Linked DNA regions of Mus musculus: region 1 is linked to region 2. A link is a loop called in an ENCODE intact Hi-C map of the cell type or tissue named here. Cell type or tissue: left cerebral cortex. All regions are shown on one strand. Links, peaks and the distances in the headings refer to the core of each region. The heading gives the core; the rest is flanking DNA.

Region 1 (8,000 bases), core at 1-8,000, 270 kb before region 2:
GTCTGTCTGTGTATGTGTGAACATGCAACTGAGCGAACATGCATGCGTGTGCGTGTGTGAGCATGTGTGTGTGTGTGTGTGTGAGTGTGAGTGTGTGTGTGTGTGTGTGTGAGAGAGAGAGAGCACGTGTGTGTGTGTGTGTGTGTATGTGTGTGTGAGAGAGAGAGCACGCGTGTGTGCAAGTGTGTGTGTGCTTGAGACTTGGTCTTACATTATAGCACAGGCTGGCCTGGAATTCTCTATGTAGCCAAAGCTGGTCTACATAGAGAACTCACAGCAACCCCCCTGCCTCAGGTTTGAGCCACCTCACCCAGCCTTTTTGTTTCTATGGTTTCTATGTTCAGAAATGTCTGTGACAGTGGACACGAAAGAATGAGAAATGATCTGGCCCAACAGGGGAGATGACCCCAAGTCCAGCAGAGCAAAGCGCCTTAGCACATCATTCCTACAGGTGTTCTCTACAGCTGTACCCTCATTAACTCTCCAAGTTCACCTGTACAGAATATTTTAAGGAACTAATCTTTAACCCCATTTTTAGCAAGTTTAGCTCCATTAAAATTTTTTCATCAAGTATTCTCAACATCAACTCAAGCTAACATAGGAAACATGCAACTTTCACGTGTTCTGCATCCCTAAATTCCAAGTCTACATCTTTAAAACACCGCTTTGCTCCCACTTGACCTTGCTTGGTTATGGCAAGCACAATCCTTCACCTCAGAGCTTTGTCAAACTCTGTGTCTTCCCTTAGTTACCAAGTCCTGAAGAGACCTGAGGACAAACAGTTTATACCCTGTTCATATCTTTCCTGAGCCCAGTGGTATGAAGGAAGCAGGCTCTCAAAACCGGTAAGCTAAAAAAAACGTATTGTTAAACCAAAACTCCTGAACTCTCCTCTCCACTCCAGATACCAACTTTACTTACTTAAGCCTACATTTTCTTCCCAGTGTAGTCCAACAACCGAACATCTCTATTCCAGCCTATCTACCATATGGTTACCAATTTCCTTCCAAAGAGTAATGTTACTCCCTCAGTAAAAGAGACCTTTGGAAGCTGACAAGATGGTTCAACCATTAATGGCACTTGTCACCAATCCTGATGATTTCAGTACAGTTCCTGGAATCTACATGGTGGAGGAGAAGAAGAAAAGAAGAAGAGGAGAAAGAGGAGGAGGAGGAAGAGGAGGAGGAGGAAGAAGAAGGAGAAGGAGAAGAAGGAGAAGAAGGAGGGAAGGAAGGAAGGAAGGAAGGAAGGAAGGAGAAGGAGGAGGAGGAGGAGGAGGAGGAGGAGGAGGAGGAGGAGAAGAAGAAGAAGAAGAAGAAGAAGAAGAAGAAGAAGAAGAAGAAGAAGAAGATGATGATGATGATCAACCCCGAAGAAGAAGAAGAAGAAGAAGAAGAAGAAGAAGAAGAAGAAGAAGAAGAAGAAGAAGAAGATCAACCCCCAAAAGCTGTCTCCTCCTCCTCGCCATCACCATCACCCCACCCCACCCCACCCACACACACACACACACACACACACACACACACACAGACACAGACAGAGACACACACACACACACACACACACACACACTAATAAATAGATGGATAGATAGACGGATGGACGGACAGACGGGTGGATGGACAGATGGATGGTTGGGTTTCTTTGACCTTCCCATTGCACACATCTTATCTGAAATCCACAGCCCTCATGATCTAGCCCACTCTCCCTTCACCACACTCTGCCTGCCATGTATCTTAAGATGTTTTCAGGACAGCCAGCATAGGCTAACCGAGTTACATGGAAAGCTACCACTCTCTTCATCCCCTTCCCTACTCCCTAGTGTAAGGAACTCCCCCTTCCCCAGTGACCTCTCCTCTGAGCTGCGCTGACCATCACTTGCTACACTGTATCATAATTGCAGGCCACGCTAATTTAAGGGTCTATTAAAGGTGATTGTGCAGCTTGAACTCCGGCTTTCTCAACTGAGCCTGGCACACTGCTTGCGGGGTGCACATATAACATGAGTTTGTTGAACACATTAACATACCCAAAAGAATAAAACCTTTCCATGCCTTTCATTACTTTAGGAGGTGATATAATTATTCCCGCAACACGGCCACTGCTCTGAGCCCTTCTGGAACTCTACTCACTGGCCATTTGGAACCAAACTTTCAAAGTTATTTACCCTCCAGAGATGGAAATCGGGCCCCTTACTTTATATGCATGAAACATTTTCAACCAAAAATAGTAGTGGCAAATTTGGGCACTGCCATCCTCCACCCACCCTCCTTCGTTATATGGAACTGTTCCAAACAAGGGAATCCTCCCCCAAAAGACAATGCACTATCTCAGGCGCTGAGCCACAGAAGTCTACGAGGATTTCAGACGGAACTACAAAGGGAGTGGACAAGGTGAGTGATAAGCTGAATGCCATCAAGGCTCCCATCTGATGCTGAGGACTTAAGGGTGCACGCTTAGGTGCCAGTATCATTTCTTTATATTTCACTTTACCTTCCCAAATACAAGCTTAATAAAATCATAAAGGGGGATGTCGTACACTTGGGTTTTTTTTTTTTTCAAATTAGAAAAAGGGCGAAATCTTTTCATTGCTTCTGTGAATGCCAAGATAATTGGAAATTAAACACGACTACCGAATCCTTTTCAAAGGCGTGAGATTCTGCTTTAATAACTTCATTAGAATATTCTTCAGGCAGAAAACCCTACCCAGAAACTGCACCACCCTTGTCCAAGAAAAAGGTTTCACCATTTGAAAGACTGACACTTCAGAAGGCCGGGTCCCTGTTTTGCATAATTCTGTATTTAAGGAGAACCTGCGGTGTGCACTGCCCCATTCCACGGAAGGAAGGTGCAAGAGAAAAAGACATCAGCCCCACCACCCAAGCTGTCAAAATCAGTGGCGACAACATCTGTATTCCAAAGCACCCATCCCAATGAGGCCGTTTACGCTCCCAAACTGATGTGGTGGCAAATAAGTCGTTTTAACTTTAAAAGCATCTCCTCGCGAAAAGGAGATGGTGATTTCCCCATCATCGGGCGAACTGAGAAAGCAGAGAGCATAGGGTGGTCCCTCATTCCTCCCTTCCCCTCAGGCTAGCACCAAGAGCTGTGCCTTGGATTTCTGTCATTCCATTTCTAAGCCTGCTGGTCCAGCGAGAAGGAAGACTCAAACTCCAGCTCCTTTCTGCAGAGACGCACACGGACCCAGACACCGCCCGGCCCTATCTCCATGGAGCTGCAGGTGGAGGCATCGTAATGGTGGAAGCAGGAGGTGGAGAGGAGAGGAGGAGCCCTCTGCATCCCCCCCACCATCCCAAATCGCTGCCACGGCCAGCTGAGGCCTCCGGGCCAGAAACCCCTGTCTCCCCCACCCACGATGGGTACCTTCGAGTACTCCTGAGCCAGCTTCTGGTACTTCCCCTGCAACTCTGCGGAGGCCATGGCCTCCCCCGCCCCGTCCAGGCCTGGCCGCCCGGGCTGCCGAGCCCCGCCCCCCGCCCCCAACCCCACACTTGCTCCTCCCGGGCAGGGCTCAGCCAGCTTCTGCAGCACCGCCGCCGCCGCCGCGCCTCCTCCTCCTCCACTTCCGGGTTTCCAGGCGGGAGGGAGGAGGAGCGGGACCAGAGGCGGGGCGACCACCGGGGGCGGGGCGACGTCTTGACATCACCGCCCCGCCCTCTGGTGCTCCGGTTCGCGCATGTGCGGCCCGACGGACCCGCCTGTGCGGTGCTTTTGCCCCTCCTGAGACCCTAGACGCCATGTTGGAAGAGGCGGGAAGATGGCGACCCGTTTCCGGGCGAGCCAGAATCAAGCGGGAGGAGAATGAGTGCCTACGGAATGGATGGAACACCGAAGGGAGAGACAGAGGATGCAAGGAGAAGCATTCTAAGAACATCAAGAATTCTGGCTACCCAGTCCCCTAGTCGCCATAGCAACCGCCTAGCGTCAGTCGCTTGCTTCTTGGAAGCTTGTTTTCCGCCTTCTCATTCATTATCTGGATACCCAGACTTGTGCTACACTGTAAACCGTCCAACCTAGCACATATTTATACCGTTTGCCCTTCTCCCCTTCTCAGATCAGAAAACCTTCATTGTCTTCTGTGTTTTGTCATTGACCTTTCTCTACTCAAATGCCACATGCCCGCCCCTGACCCTTATTCATCTATCAGAACATTTTAAGCCGTAAAAGAACATACAGTTTCTGAAAATTTCTACCACGCATTGAGATGTAAAGACCATTAATGTTTTGTTTTGTTTTTAAAAAAAAAACGGCTAGACTAGATATCTTGAGATACCTTATGATGAAAAACTGCTCCTTTTCATTTAAAATATTTTTGACAGTTCTGTTGAGGATTAATGTAGGTATAGCATTGAAGTATTTCTTGTTAGAATAATATGAATGAAGAAAGATATGTGTTTCTTGAGACATAATATGACAGTTGAAACTAATGAACTACATTTGTACACAAACACATACATATGAACATTATGCTAAATAAGTCAATTGCACTGGGTGCAGCTGTATAAACCTTTAATCTCAGTACTTAGAAGGCAGACAGGCAAATGGATCTCTACTGGTTTACATATTAAGTTTCAGGCCAGCCAGTGAAACTCTGTCTTTAAAAAAAAAATAGTGAATTGTAATATACTATAAATAATCTTAAAAATTATGAAGTGGAAGTAGCCAGACATGTTTAGTCATACCAGCAGTCCTAGCATTTGGGAGGCTGAGGCATGAGGAAGTCAAGTTTGAGAGCAGTCTGGACTACACACACACAGTATGTACTGTGTGTGTGTGTGTGTGTGTGTGTGTATAATCTCCATAATATGTGAAGTAACATTATTCCGATTTTTATTTTATTTAATGTATATGAGTACACTGTAGCTGTACAGATGGTTGTGAGCCTTCTTGTGGTTGTTGCAAATTGAATTTTTAGGACCTCTGCTCACTCCAGCTGGCCTGGCTCACTCAGTCCCTGCTTGCTCAGGCCCAAAGATTTATTTATTATTATATGTAAGTACACTGTAGCTGACTTCAGAAGCACCAGAAGAGGGCACCAGATCTCATTACAGATGGTTGTGAGCCACCATGTGGTTGCTGGGATTTGAACTCAGGACCTTAGGATCAGTGCTCTTACCTACTGAGCCATCTGGTTTTTTTCTTTTTCTTTTTCTTTTTTTTCTGAGACAGGGTTTCTCTGTGTAGCCCTGGCTGTCCTGGAACTCACTTTGTAGACCAGGCTGGCCTCGAACTCAGAAATCTGCCTGCTTCTGCCTCCCAAGTGCTGGGATCAAAGGCGTGTGCCACCACTGCCCGGCCCAACATTATTCTTAAACACATGAATATGTAGTAAAAACACAGAGACAACTAGAACACTGGTTGTTCGGTGCCTCTAGCAGAAAAAGAAGGAAATGAAACAGGACAGAGGAGCATCAACTTGATTTCTCTAGGTTTTTTAAAGTAAATATTATTACCTTTATTATGGAGGAAACGCATCTAGGAAGGCTAAGTCAGCCCTGTGGATTATTTAGAGGTATAATTAAAGTGAAAGCTGTGCTAGCTAGCTTCTCTTTTATCTGGGAGCAATCCAGGAGTTGTTCAGCAAAGAGCTCAGCCTGTATCGTTTCCTGTACAAACTAAAACTGTACACTTTACACTTGCTAATAAATAAGTACTGCCATCCAAACTTCCAGAATAACCGTTCCTGAGAGGAGTGTTAGTTCCCTGTAGCACCACCAAGTGGCAGAATTAAATGGTGTAATCCATTTCCATGGTTTGAATAGGAATGGAAATTTTTTTTATTGTTTTAAAAATGTCATTCCAGAAAATAACATTCCAAAGAAAAACATACAACTTTAGCAAGAGAGTCTGTATGAATTCATATTACTGAATTTAGAAATTTATTTTGACTGGCTGGCTGTTTGATCAGACACATTGTTTTAAAACCCTAGTTGGTAAATAAGAGTAAATTAAAATTAAGATTCTCATTCTCAACTAGTATTAAAAAGGCCAGCCACAAAGGGGAAGAAGGTAATAGCAGCATACAAACCCTACAGCAGGCTCTTGTCCAAATCTGTAAAGAACTCCCAAATATCAATTTTTTTAAAAAGGCCATATCTACATGTTTTACTATTTCAAAGGGTGACTGAGGCATGGGAAAAAGTTAATTGGCAGGTGGGCTTTAATAACCCATAGTTTTGGTGGGGGGGGGAACTCTAGATTATTGAGATTGAAATATTGTGAGGATTGAATTTAAATATTCTGACTGGCAAGATGGCTCAGACAGCGCCTGCCATAGAGACTGACGACTGATTTCAGTCCCAGGATACACATGGTAGGAGATAGCTGACTCCTGCAAGGTGACCTTGGACTTCTGCACATAAGCTATGGCACACACATGCACACATACACACACACACACACACACACACACTAAAATCTTAAATAGGCAAAATTCAATACCATCCTGTCAATTGTTGGTTATCAAACCTAATGAGGGCACAGATCTCTAGAAATTCATAGAAATGGAACAAAAGCTGGTTGTTGCTGACTCTGACATGCTGTGTTCAAGGTCAGTATTCATTATCTGCAAAATGAATCTGCAAATTTGCATAAAATGTGTGTGTAACTCAAATACAACACTCACTAGAGCATCTGCAAGCAGGCAGAGTAGCAAAGATCTGACTGACCCAAAGCCTATATTCCCAACTGACATCCCGCAAGATGATACTAAGTGAATGCTTTGCATTATTTTGTTGAAAAGTTTGCTATTTCAAATGGCCCCAAGCACAATGATGAAGCCTGTTCTAGCCCTAGACAATGTTCCTTAAGGCAAAAAGGGCTAGTTTTAGCTTTATGAAGATCAACGTGTATGACAAAAGTTGTGAGGCTTTAGTCCAGGATGTTAAGTGAATATGGTGAGCACTTTGGAGGCTAAAACAGGAGAATCTCTGTGAGTTTGAGGCCAACCTGGTTTACTTACTGAGTTCTAGGACAGCCTCAACTACATAGAGAGACCTTGCCTCAAAGAAAGAAAGAAAGAAAGAAAGAAAGGAGGGAGGGAGGGAGGGAGGGAGGGAGGGAGGGAGGGAGGGAGGGAGGGGAGGGGAGGGGGGGAAGCAGAGAGCTGTTGACCACTGGTTTAAAATTAATGAAGCAAAAAATATCTATCAAATAACATGCCTTTAACCAAAGTACACTTAAAATATGGTTATGTATGGAAAGGTTCAGGAAAATGTAACCAGATGCTATCAAGAACCTCTGAATTTTCCCCAGGAATAATGCTATTTGTACGTTAATGCTTGCAGCAACGTATGACATATTAACGATGTGAATGTACTGATTCAACTGAGTGTAGATTGAGAACACTGGAGAACATCTATTGATTAAGTAGACAAGCAATTATGCCATCGGTTTACAGAAAATATGAGAAACACTGTGAGCCTCTAGCCGAATGTTATTTCATGGCGGAGAAGAATCCACCTGTGTTGTCTTAGTTGTGGGAAGGCTCCTGTGTTTGCCTGTGTTTGAAAAGCAAAGTCTTCATTCAGACTTCACAGCACTTCTCGAGCCCGCCAAAGTAGGCAATCAGAAAACAGCAGGGAAAGATTAAGAAAGACAGCTAGCTGGTGGGCCTTTTATTACGTAGCACACTCTCCTTACCCAATTTGTTTATTTCTGAGACAGTGTCTCACCTTTATCCCAGGCTATCCTTAAACCCAGAATATTCCTGCCTCAGTTTCTCGATGCCTTATGTTCAAACCCTAGAACTGCAAAATAAGATAATCCATTACTGACTGTCTGGCTTGTTTTCACTTAGGGGTTGCTGCACAGGATGTGTCTATGATCACAGATGCATGGATATCTGTTTGAATCCCTGTTTCCACCCTGCTGTAGAGAAACCCAGAATTCCATTTGGTGACTTTATGTTCTAGCTTTTAGAGCCAAACCTCCTATTTTCCACAGTGTTTTCCTGAGGATTGCACAATGTCTTAATTCTC
Region 2 (10,307 bases), core at 872-8,871:
CTAACTCATATTTCCAAAACTCAAGTGGAAAGCATCCCCATTGTGCCTGATCTCTGGCTGAGCAGGGACAGTGCCCAGATTGCTCCCAAGAGGATCCTGGCATGTTCAGAAGGAAGAATCTTTGAAAGCTGGATGCTGGGCAAACCGAAAGAGCCAAGAAGCTTTCTCCCTTCAGTGGACATTTGGGCCATTTTATTCATTTGTTTCACAATAAATATGCATAATTTTAGTAAGCAAAGGAGCTAATTGGTTTTTTTTTTTAAGTTAAAAAACATACATATTAGGATAAACAGAGACACTCAGCCCTTGTGAGTGACTGCCTTTGCAGTGGGCCTGAGTTCCATTCCCAGCACCCACCTTAGGGGACCCACAGCAAGCTCTGGGGGATCTGAAACCACCAACCACCAGCCTCTACCAGCACCATCACCCATGCACATACCCACACATAGATACAGATGATACATAACTTTAAATAAAACCAAACCTTTCATTAAAAAAAAAAATACATGTGATTGGGAGACGGAACCTGGTAACAGAACACCTGCCTACTATGTAAAAGGTTTCTTGTCCATCAACCATGATGGATGGATGGGTGGGTGGAGGGATGGATGGATGGATGGATGGGTGGATGGATGGAGGGATGTGTGAGTGAATGGATTTAAGATACAAACATCTAGAGTTCTATTTCAGTATTCACTCTCTCTCTGTCTCCCTCTGTTTTTCTTTTTCTTTTCTTTTTTTTTTATTTTTATTTTTTGAGACAGGGTTTCTCTGTGCAGTCCTGGCTGTCCTGAAACTCACTTTGTAGACCAGGCTGGCCTCGAACTCAGAAATCTGCCTGCCTCTGCCTTCCAAGTGATGGGATTAAAGGGGTGCGCCACTACTGCCTGGCTCTCTCTGTTTTTCAAGACATGGTTTCTTGTGTATCCCTGGCCTCCTGGAACTTGCTCTGGAGACCAGGCTGGTCTCTTCTATCTTCAGGATGCTGGGATTAGAGGCGTGTGCTTCCACCACCCGGCTTGGCAAACAGAAAGAACGCGCTGAGAAAGGAAGGGCAACTGGTTTTCATTCTAACTCAGACAGTGGCTCTGTCTTTTCTGCATTGGCGGAGGTTCAACCTCACTCTCTTATTTAATTGGCTAGTCTGAAGAGAATTGGTGCACCAGAAATGAAGGGAGGCAAACCCTCCTGCTCCAAGGAGGGTCACTCCTCCAGGCCATCAAATTCCTAAAACAGAGCAGCAGCAGCAGCGGGCCTTTGTGTAAACAAAGGTTTTATTGGAAAGAGAGAATTAAGGTAGCTAGGCAGTGGTGGTACACACCTTTAATCCCAGCACTTGGGAGGCAGAGGCAGGCGGATTTCTGAGTTCGAGGCCAGCCTGGTCTACAAAGTGAGTTCCAGGACAGCCAGGACTACACAGAGAAACCCTGTCTCCAAAAACAAACGAACAAAAACAAAAAACAAAAAACAAAAAAAAAAAAAAAAAAAAAAGAAAAGAAAAGAAAAGTAGCTAATACAGAGATGCGTGTTAATTTTTTCTTTGTACAGCTACAGAATGGAACATGGGAAAGGTGACCCTACCCTGACCACCCATGAGATAAACTGCTCACTCCTCGGGTTCTGGTGCTTTCTTTGTGCAATATCCATCTTCCCAAGGCTTCAAGAACACAGGGTGTTCTTCAAACACACAATGTGATCTCATGGTGGGTCATGTTAATCCTGCTGGTTGAGGAGAGTACTGCCGCTGCTGCATCCTGAGGTATTTCCTGTCCCGTACCTTCAGCACATCGGTGCAGCTGAGTCAAACAAACTCCGCAGAGCTTGTTAATCGCCCATTACCAGCAGCGGCCGGCTTTTCCGGAAGTGTCTGTCCTTGGGCGAGGGAGGGGCTACAGATGAGAGGCTTTTTAGTTTCGGGGGTCTCTTAGGCACAGTGATTAAAACTTAGACCATAACTTTGGCTCTCAAAGTCACTCGTATGTCTGCTTTTCCCATGCTGAGTCACAGGCTCCACCCTGCTCTGAGGTCACCCTGGCTGACACCTATGTGAGCTATCTTCAAAATACTTGGCCCACTTCTGTCACTACAGTTTTACAAACCTCCGGTAGGAATTTCCGGGATTGTGTTACTGGTCTAGATTTTGAAGTAGCTTTCAGAGTATGTTGTTTACATTGTCTCTTAACATCCAACAACTCTGTCAGAAGAAATTTTGAAGGAAAAAAAAATCCAAAGATTCTTGGAAACTTCAAAGTCTGGTGGTGAAAAATAAAAAACTAGAAAGCAAACTAACAGGCTGGTGAGATGGCTCAGCGGGTAAGAGCACTGACTGCTCTTCCAAAGGTCCCGAGTTCAAATCCTAGCAACCACATGGTGGCTCACAACCATCCATAATGAGATCTGATGCCCTCTTCTGGGGTGTCTGAAGACAGCTACAGTGTACTTACATATAACAATAAATAAAATCTTTAAAAAACAAACAACAGCCAGTCCCAGCACTCGGGAGGCAGTGGCAGGTGGATTTCTGAGTTCGAGGCCAGCCTGGTCTACAAAGTGAGTTCCAGGACAGCCAGGGCTATGTAGGTTCTCGAAAAAACCAAAAAAAAAAAAAAAAAAGAAAGAAAAAAAAAGAAAGAAAGCAAACTAACTTTTCAATAGGGCACAGGACAGTGTATGTGTGTGGTGGGTAGCATTTGTGTACCTGTCTGTAAGATTGAAGAGATACAAAGTGACCCCCGGGAAAGTGATCTCTACCGTAGAGACCTCCCACCCACTCATTGCAAACTAAGGGTCTTTCTTTTTGTTAGGTTAGTTTGTTTGTTTTTTGTTGTTGTTGTTTTTGTTGTTGTTTTTGGAACACTTACCAGCGCAACACTGGGTATAGGAAGGGTGTAAGGAGGCCCAGTTACCCTGCCAGGACTAGGGAACACTAAGGAGAACTCTGGTACCTGAGCTCAGGCTGCAGAGAAGTGGATGCTGCCCTGCTCTGGTTATGACACAGCTGACCCGCACACAGACTGGCTGGGAACACTGGAGAGATCTGATTGGAACCAACCACCCTGCTAGGGGAAACCTACTGGGATTGCCTACAGCAAGAACACTGCCCTTCCTCCTGCTGCCTGGAGTCTCCCTCTAGTGCCCAGATTGGCAGTTTTTCAGTTAACAGCTTAATAATTAGCTCACCAAACACTCGTGCAATCACACACTAATATGATCTGTCCTGTTCGCTGGGATACCTCAGTGCTTAGTTTCCTGGTATAAAACACAAACGGAAAACATTTGTTGATGAAGGTGGAGCTTACACTAGCTGTTTTCCAGTCTGCATTCAAAGGCAAGAAGAGTCCAAAATAACCTCGGTTGTCCTGCCAAAATTTAAGCTCATTCCTGGCTCTATTTATATTTCTCCCAGTTGGCTCTTGGCGGGGCTGTAGGAGGCAGCATAGATAGCCTAGGGCTTCGGAGAAAAATGCAGGTCCAGTGTAAAATCCCAGCCCCTCTAAGAGTTGAGATTCTCGGGCAAATTACTCAGTACCAAAGGCTTGCTTCCCTCATCTGCAAAATGCAGGTGATGATGCTGTGGGGCTTAAATAAGGCAGTCCTGCGGGGGCATGTGTTCCTCAAGGGCTCCCGCCCCACACCCCAGAGGGGTGGGCCCGTGAGTAGCTTGCCCGGATTTCCTGATCGCTGACCATGGTCCAAGCGGGAGGGCCATGGATTCGCCCATGGCTTCTAGGCAGGCCAAAGATTGTAGCACCTCAGTAGGCTAGGCATGGCACCAGGCAGACAGCTAGAGCCCAAGCTCGGCAGCCCAGGACGGCCCTAAGAATTGCGAGGGAGTTTCCTAACAACCCTATTTCAAATTTCCTAATAGTGGAGTTTCAAAGCCAGCTACCTCCTGCCCAGCACAAACGAGGGTGTGGTTGTGTTCACATTCACACTGAAACAAAAGAAAACTAGCAGAGCACCCCCACCCCCCACCCCTACCCCCTGGGCCTCGCTCAGCTCCGGACATTTTCCCAGGCACCCGGTGCAGCCGAGCTACGGGCACGCCCTACGGCCGCTGCACTTTCCAGAGCCAGGGTGCAGCCTCCCCCAAGGTCGGATCCCAAGGGGCTCCAAGGACCCGGCCCCCGGGTGAGCTGGCCGGTTTGCCTTGCCGAGCTAAGTCCGACCCGCAGTTGCAGCCAGATACTGGCCCAAGGCCTGTGGCTGGGCTCAAAATCGTCCTCTCCCGGGCTGGAATCCTGGGAATGTCGCTGCGGGGAAGCATCTGGCTGGCCTCCGGGCGGCAGGAGGGGGTCAAACCTTTTTCGGGTGATTTTGCACAAAATTCTCCCTACACCAAGGGCTGCGGTCCTGGGAAGTGGAAGCCCAAGGAATGACAAGAGAGCTGCTCGCTCCTTCTCCAGGTCGCCTTCGTCATGTCTAACTCCCGATACGCTGCCGGCGAAGCAGACAAAATGCCTTTTCCCCGTTCCGAAGACCCCTTCTTTGTGTCTATGGAAGTTCCTTCCTCGGTTGCGAACCATCTATGCCACCCGAGCGGGTCTTTCCAGCTGGATTGTCGCCACCTCGTGGCTACCTTGGTCCTTCGTCCCCCTAAGCCCTTTGCTCTCTTTGGTCTCAAGCCTATTTTTCTTTTCTTTCTACAACCAGCTATGGACTGAAACTTTATAATCCTGTTCTCTGGGCTTAGGATGTGAGCTGGGATACCTCTGTCCCCTTCTTTCTGTTACACCGCTCGCCTTCTTAAAGAGAAACGAAGCAGGTGCTAGTTGGAGGGCAGGAGTCACCGGGTTGGCAAGCCTGTGGGGGCTCGGTGTGAGGCGCCAGTCCTCTCTCTACCAATTTCCCATGAGACAAACTGATGATTAAGAAGACAAACGCACTCTGTCTTGTTCCTACTGGTTAGTGATGCTATTACACTCGATGAGTATTATTAAAGGACCCCTGTCATTAGAGACTCCCTGTTATTATTGTTATTATTATTTAGCATTTATAATGTATTCCTTATTTTCAAAACACACTATTATCTCCCTGGACTTTCCAAACACAACTGAGCGGCAGGCAGGTGACAACTTCATAAAATAGGGAAACTGAGGCACTGTAATTAGTACAGAGTTATTGGATTAATGAGTCAACAGTAGTCATTTCTCCCCAGAAGATTACTGCCTTACTCTGAACTCATGGATTCCAGTAAATGGTGATCCTGGTTTGGGAAGCTAGTTTCTCACACTCACTTTTATGACCCACTTGTAATCACGTTAGAAACCCAGTCAGGGAAGTCTTCGCACTTATGAGTCATTACTTCAAACTCATTACTGGGCACCTGGGCCACCTTAATTGTATTTTATTTTACAAGTCGAATTATTGTGATTATTGTTACTTAGTATAATAAGTATTTATTGTATTCTGCTAAAATGTATATAATGAATCTCTGTTTTTAAAAAGTAGTAACATTAGTAAGATGGATATATTTTGATCTAGAGAACAAATAGCTCTCTTTCTTTCTTTCTTTCTTTCTTTCTTTCTTTCTTTCTTTCTTTTTCTTTCTTTCTTTGTTTGGATTTTCGGGACAGGGTTTCTCTGTGTAGCCCAGGCTGTCCTGGAACTCATTCTGTAGACCAGGCTGGCCTCAAACTCAGAAATCCATCTGCCTCTGCCTTCCAAGTGCTGGGATTAAAGGCGTGTGCCACCACCACCGGGCAACAAATAGTTTTCAAGATAATCACTCTTATTGTTTGTTACCACAGGCATTCAGGAAAAATTAACTATATTATATATGTGTAGATATTTGGTTGTTTCAAGACAGAGTTTCAGGCCCTTTGCTGTCCTGGAATTCACTTTGTAGACCAGGTTAGCCTTTTGAACTCAGAGATCTGCCTGCCTCTGTCTTCTGAGTGCTGGGATTAAAGCACCTAACTTTGATTATATGATTTTAATGCTGAAGCCTATCAGCCTTTCAGAGACAAGAAAGTTCCCAAGCTTTGCTTCTAGTTTTAAGAAATCTCCAGTCTTAGCCGAGAGTGACTCAGTCCTAGTACTTCGTAGCCGAATCCCTTTCATAACTGAGTTTCCACTCCCAAGGCAGTAACAACATATGGTCATTTCCAATGTTGTATCAATATACGAAGATTTCTACCAATGTTCTATCTTCACAGAAAGGAGCTGTGTCGAGCACTCCGTCTCCTTCCTTCTGGATGAAAGAGATCTGGCATCCTGGAAGTCTCCAGTGCACAGCTTCGGCCTGTGTGGTTTGGAGAGTTGGGAAGTTTATCCGTCCATCCTGCTGCTTGGATGCCAGCCACGCAGGAGTCTCTCATACAACCTTTCTGAGTTTTTCTTTTTACCCATTTCTCATCTCAAATAACAAATTCCTAAAGGCATAATTTCAAAGAAGTTGCTCATCAGTTTAGGGGACCTGGGCCAACCTTCCCAACCTTCCCTTGTGCCCATTCATTCATTCATTCATTCAGAATGCATATGTTGTGTGTCCATATGCTGCATATTAATAATAGCTCCTTTCTTCAGTAAGTTGGGGCTAGCTCATTCCTGCGCAGCAAAGCTTCATGGTTAATTCTTGTTATTCTTACTCTGTAGTGAGAAAACTGGAGCTCCCAGAAGATGCCTATCATAGCACAAGTAGACAGGAACCTGGGAACATGCATGAGACTGCAACTCCCAGCTACTCTGACAATCAAAGCCCTGCGTTACCTTCCTGCACCTGTCACATGGAAGCATGATGAGAGGATGAAGCGGGTAAATATGAGCAGATTACTAAATTAATTTATTTATTTATTTATTTATTTATTTATTTATTTGGTTTTTCGAGACAGGGTTTCTCTGTATAGCCCTGGCTGTCCTGGAGCTCACTCTGTAGACCAGGCTGGCCTCGAACTCAGAAATCCACCTGCCTCTGCCTCCCGAGTGCTGGGATTAAAGGCATGTGCCACCATGCCCGGTGCTAAATTTATTCTTAAATAAAGCATTGTATAGATATTATTTACATTGATAGAAATCTCTATAACTGATACAAAATTGAAGTTATAATTTCTTACATTGGTACAGAATTTGTATATTGATACAGGTTTAAGGTTTTCATTGGTATAAATCTTTGTATATTGATACAAGAATTGAAATTAATATTGTTACTCTTAGATAGGCATTGTGCCTATGCAACTCATTTAAGAATTTGACCCCCAGTCCTATAGCTGCTGTTACAAACAGTTTAGGATGATTAAGTAACAGAAGTTAAGGGCCAGAGAGCAAACTAATGGTTGTATTAGATTCTGATTTAATTATAATAAAGTGTTTTCAATATTATTCAAATAGAAATAGCTAAAAGTAGTCCAGGTTTAACAGTTCATATATATATTCTTCAAAAACATCAGAAGTCCACAGAATATGCCATTTGTAATAATTTCATTGTTATTAGAATTTTGACTAAGAGACATACCAGCACCTGACAGTATCCTCTTCGTGGTTCAAAGAAGATACCGAGCATCGTAACTTCCACATGGAGTTGCTCCAGTTGTGCCAAGGTCGCCACGGGCAAGATTTGCCCTAATGCATCTACAGACAAAAAGTACTGTCCAGGAAAGGACACACAATGCTGAGTCAGAGTCGGCATTTCAGCCAGATTCCCTAGAGATTTGGGGGCAGGTCCAAGTCTGAGAAACACTGAAGCAGAGGGTCCTCACACCTGCTCAGTGATTAAGCTAATCTGATTCTGGGAGGGACCCTTTTGTCTTTCCTGAGTCTATGCTACCTGCTTTGTAAGAGGAAAAGATGGTGGTACCCGTAGGGAGAGTGTTGCTGGAATGGTCAGAAATCCTGACAGGTGTAAAAGTGGGTGATGGCCCAGATCACTACGAGAAATGCACTTATGTGGCAAGGAAGCTATCATCCATGCAGCATCCGTGGAGGACCTGCCGTGTATCAGACCCCCCTCTGTATGAAATACATAGAAACGGCTGGAATGTTCAGGAGATCTGGGCTCTGATCCAAATCTCACTTTTAGCGGCTGAGCCGTTCCCTTGGCCCTTGGCGTCTGTTTCCCCATCTGAAAAAGAAGCGGGGCAGATTGAAGGCCCACTTGGAAACCTTGGCCTTCTTGGGTAAAGTGGTTTTAAGTGATTGCACATGGAACTGAGCGCACTCCAGGACAGGGTGTGATTAAAGGCTGAGTTGAGTGGATTTGGCAGCATCCGGGACATGGACTCTGCAAGCTGGGTACAAGGAACCTGAAGTTGGAAGAAAAGAAAATGCCTCCTCGGGGTACTCCCTAAGCCCCCTGTTGAGAGGGGCGCAGGCTGGAGTTTCTCTCTTGGCCATTAGGTGTCGCATCGCTGCCGTGATGTGTAATGTAGAGTTGATAGGGACGCTTCCGGAGAAAACCTTGAGAATCCCAAGGGTACACGGTCGTCGCTGCTGAGAGCCTTCTAAGTGTAGGAGAGCTCAGAAAGGGTTGCCTTGGATCTAAGCAGGAACCAGTACAAACACTCTTACAGCTCAGGCCGACTAAGATGACATAAAGGGCCAACAAGAATGCAAGCTGGGAGCACAGAACACGCACGTCCGCACACAATATTAGGACATTGGCTGCTGGGAACTTTCCTTCACACAATCGGTCTCTAGCCCACTTTTATCTCTACTTCGGCTCCTCACTCGTTCAAAGAATGAACAGCAAGGAATTCAGACCCAAACCAGAAGTCTAACTTTCATGTCTCTAATCCTACCCTCATAGGCTTTCCTCCAGTGGTGGGAGACAAACGCCGTGGCTGTCACCTGGTCACCCTGTCTAAGGATAGGCAGTGCAGCAGACCCACAAGTGCCCTAAACATTTCCGCCCATGCCATTTCCCTGTAAAAGAGGGAAGGAACATCATTAAGACTCTGTCACGTGTCCAGTCCTGGACCATTCAGACCAGGCACCATTATTCAGTGCCCATTGCTCCTGCAATAATCCTCAACCTGTGGGTCGCGACCCCCTGTGGGGTTAAACAACTCTTTTACAGGAGTTGGATATCACATGGCCTACATAGCAGATATTTATGTTACATTCATAACTAGCAAAATTACAATTATGAAGTACCACAAAATATTTTTACGGCTGACAATCACCACATAAAGAACTATATTAAAGGGTCCCAACATTAGGAAGGTTGAGAACCACTGCTCTTGAGCTACACACAGAGGAACCAAAAGTTTTGTGAATCTGCCTAGCAAAACAGACCATGACTAGCAAGAGATTTGAAGGTTGCACACCTTGAATGATCTCAGTTCGGTTTCCTGACAACCATGAGACGCTGTGTTGTTTAATTTTTCTGGGATCTCCATTTCCATATCTGTAGATCTGAAAGATTAAGTTTATATTTACAAGGTCACTTGAGCAAGCGCTGTTACATACAGATGGCTAGACAAGAACAAGCTAACGTATAAATTAGATCTCATCTGTAAGTCTCTCATAGGTTTTTTTAAAAAAGATTTATTTATTTATTTAATGTATATGAGTACACTATAGCTGTACAGATGGTTGTGAGCCATCATGTGGTTGCTGGGAATTGAACCCAGGACCTCTGCTCGTTCTGGCCCCGCACGCTCCAACTCTGCTCACAACAGCCCAGATTTAGTATATAAGTACACTGTAGCTATCTTCAGACACACCAGAAGAGGGCGTCAGATCTCACTATGGATGACTGTGAGACACCATATGGATGCTGGGATTTGAACTCAGGACCTTTGGAAGAGCAGTCAGCACATCTAACCACTGAGCCATCTCACAAGCCCGTATCTCATAGTTTTAACTTTGTATTGAAGTATTGTTTACACCCTGAAAAGTACATGTGTCGGCAGTGCCATGAGTTTTCACACTAAACACAGTAGCAGGGAGACAGAGGTGCAGTCCCTGTCCCAGTCTGTCACTCACTATACCCCAGGGCTCACAACATCTCCACTGCCAGAGCACAAATTAACTTGAAATTTTACACATGGTATAAATGGAATCGTGTGCTACGTCCTCTTTTGTCCTTGGCTTCTGTCATCAAAGTCAAGTTCTCCTTATGACACACAGCATTCCACTACATCAGCTCGTGACAATTTACGTGCTGTACAGCTGGTGGGATTTTGGGAACTTGCCTGTTGGGAAACGATTACAAATTGTGCCTTTCTTGTCAATTTGGTGGCCATTTATTTTCATTTATGCTGGGCTGAAGACAATTTTTAACATCTCCTTTTCCTGTCACTTTCTAGAAAGCCTGGATTTGTGTAGGCACTTATGTTTGGGTGAGGCAATCACAGGCCCCTTCCTGG

Evidence for each region. Hi-C counts contacts between places; a loop is a spot of excess contacts. Peaks named below come from ENCODE experiments on the same cell type or tissue, not always from the same donor. Only the 100,000 strongest peaks of a DNase experiment are listed, where the experiment ranks them.
Region 1: it touches region 2 in a loop (8-fold over the local background); 3 of 42 quality-filtered maps call a loop at or near these places.

What each region holds. Positions count from the first base shown.
Region 1 is chr17:88,525,703-88,533,702 of GRCm38, reverse strand. Ppp1r21 (protein phosphatase 1, regulatory subunit 21) reads right to left here and starts at 3,579. Exons shown (of 22, transcript NM_028658.4): 1 at 3,385-3,579. The coding sequence starts at 3,441. In left cerebral cortex, for the core only: a CTCF peak has its summit at 5,743 (motif pointing left); DNase peaks (open chromatin) are centred at 2,819, 3,300, 3,665, 5,714 and 1 more place; H3K4me3 peaks cover 2,626 bases; H3K27ac peaks cover 1,670 bases.
Region 2 is chr17:88,250,147-88,260,453 of GRCm38, reverse strand. It overlaps Gm31615 (a long non-coding RNA gene), which reads left to right. Exons shown (of 7, transcript XR_877113.1): 4 at 6,159-6,756. Among named protein-coding and RNA genes, the nearest start is that of 1700116H05Rik, 52 kb to the left of the region's middle. In left cerebral cortex, for the core only: CTCF peaks have their summits at 1,722, 3,152, 4,564 (motif pointing left) and 8,312; DNase peaks (open chromatin) are centred at 3,977, 4,058, 4,557, 8,364 and 2 more places; H3K4me3 peaks cover 1,942 bases; H3K27ac peaks cover 2,274 bases.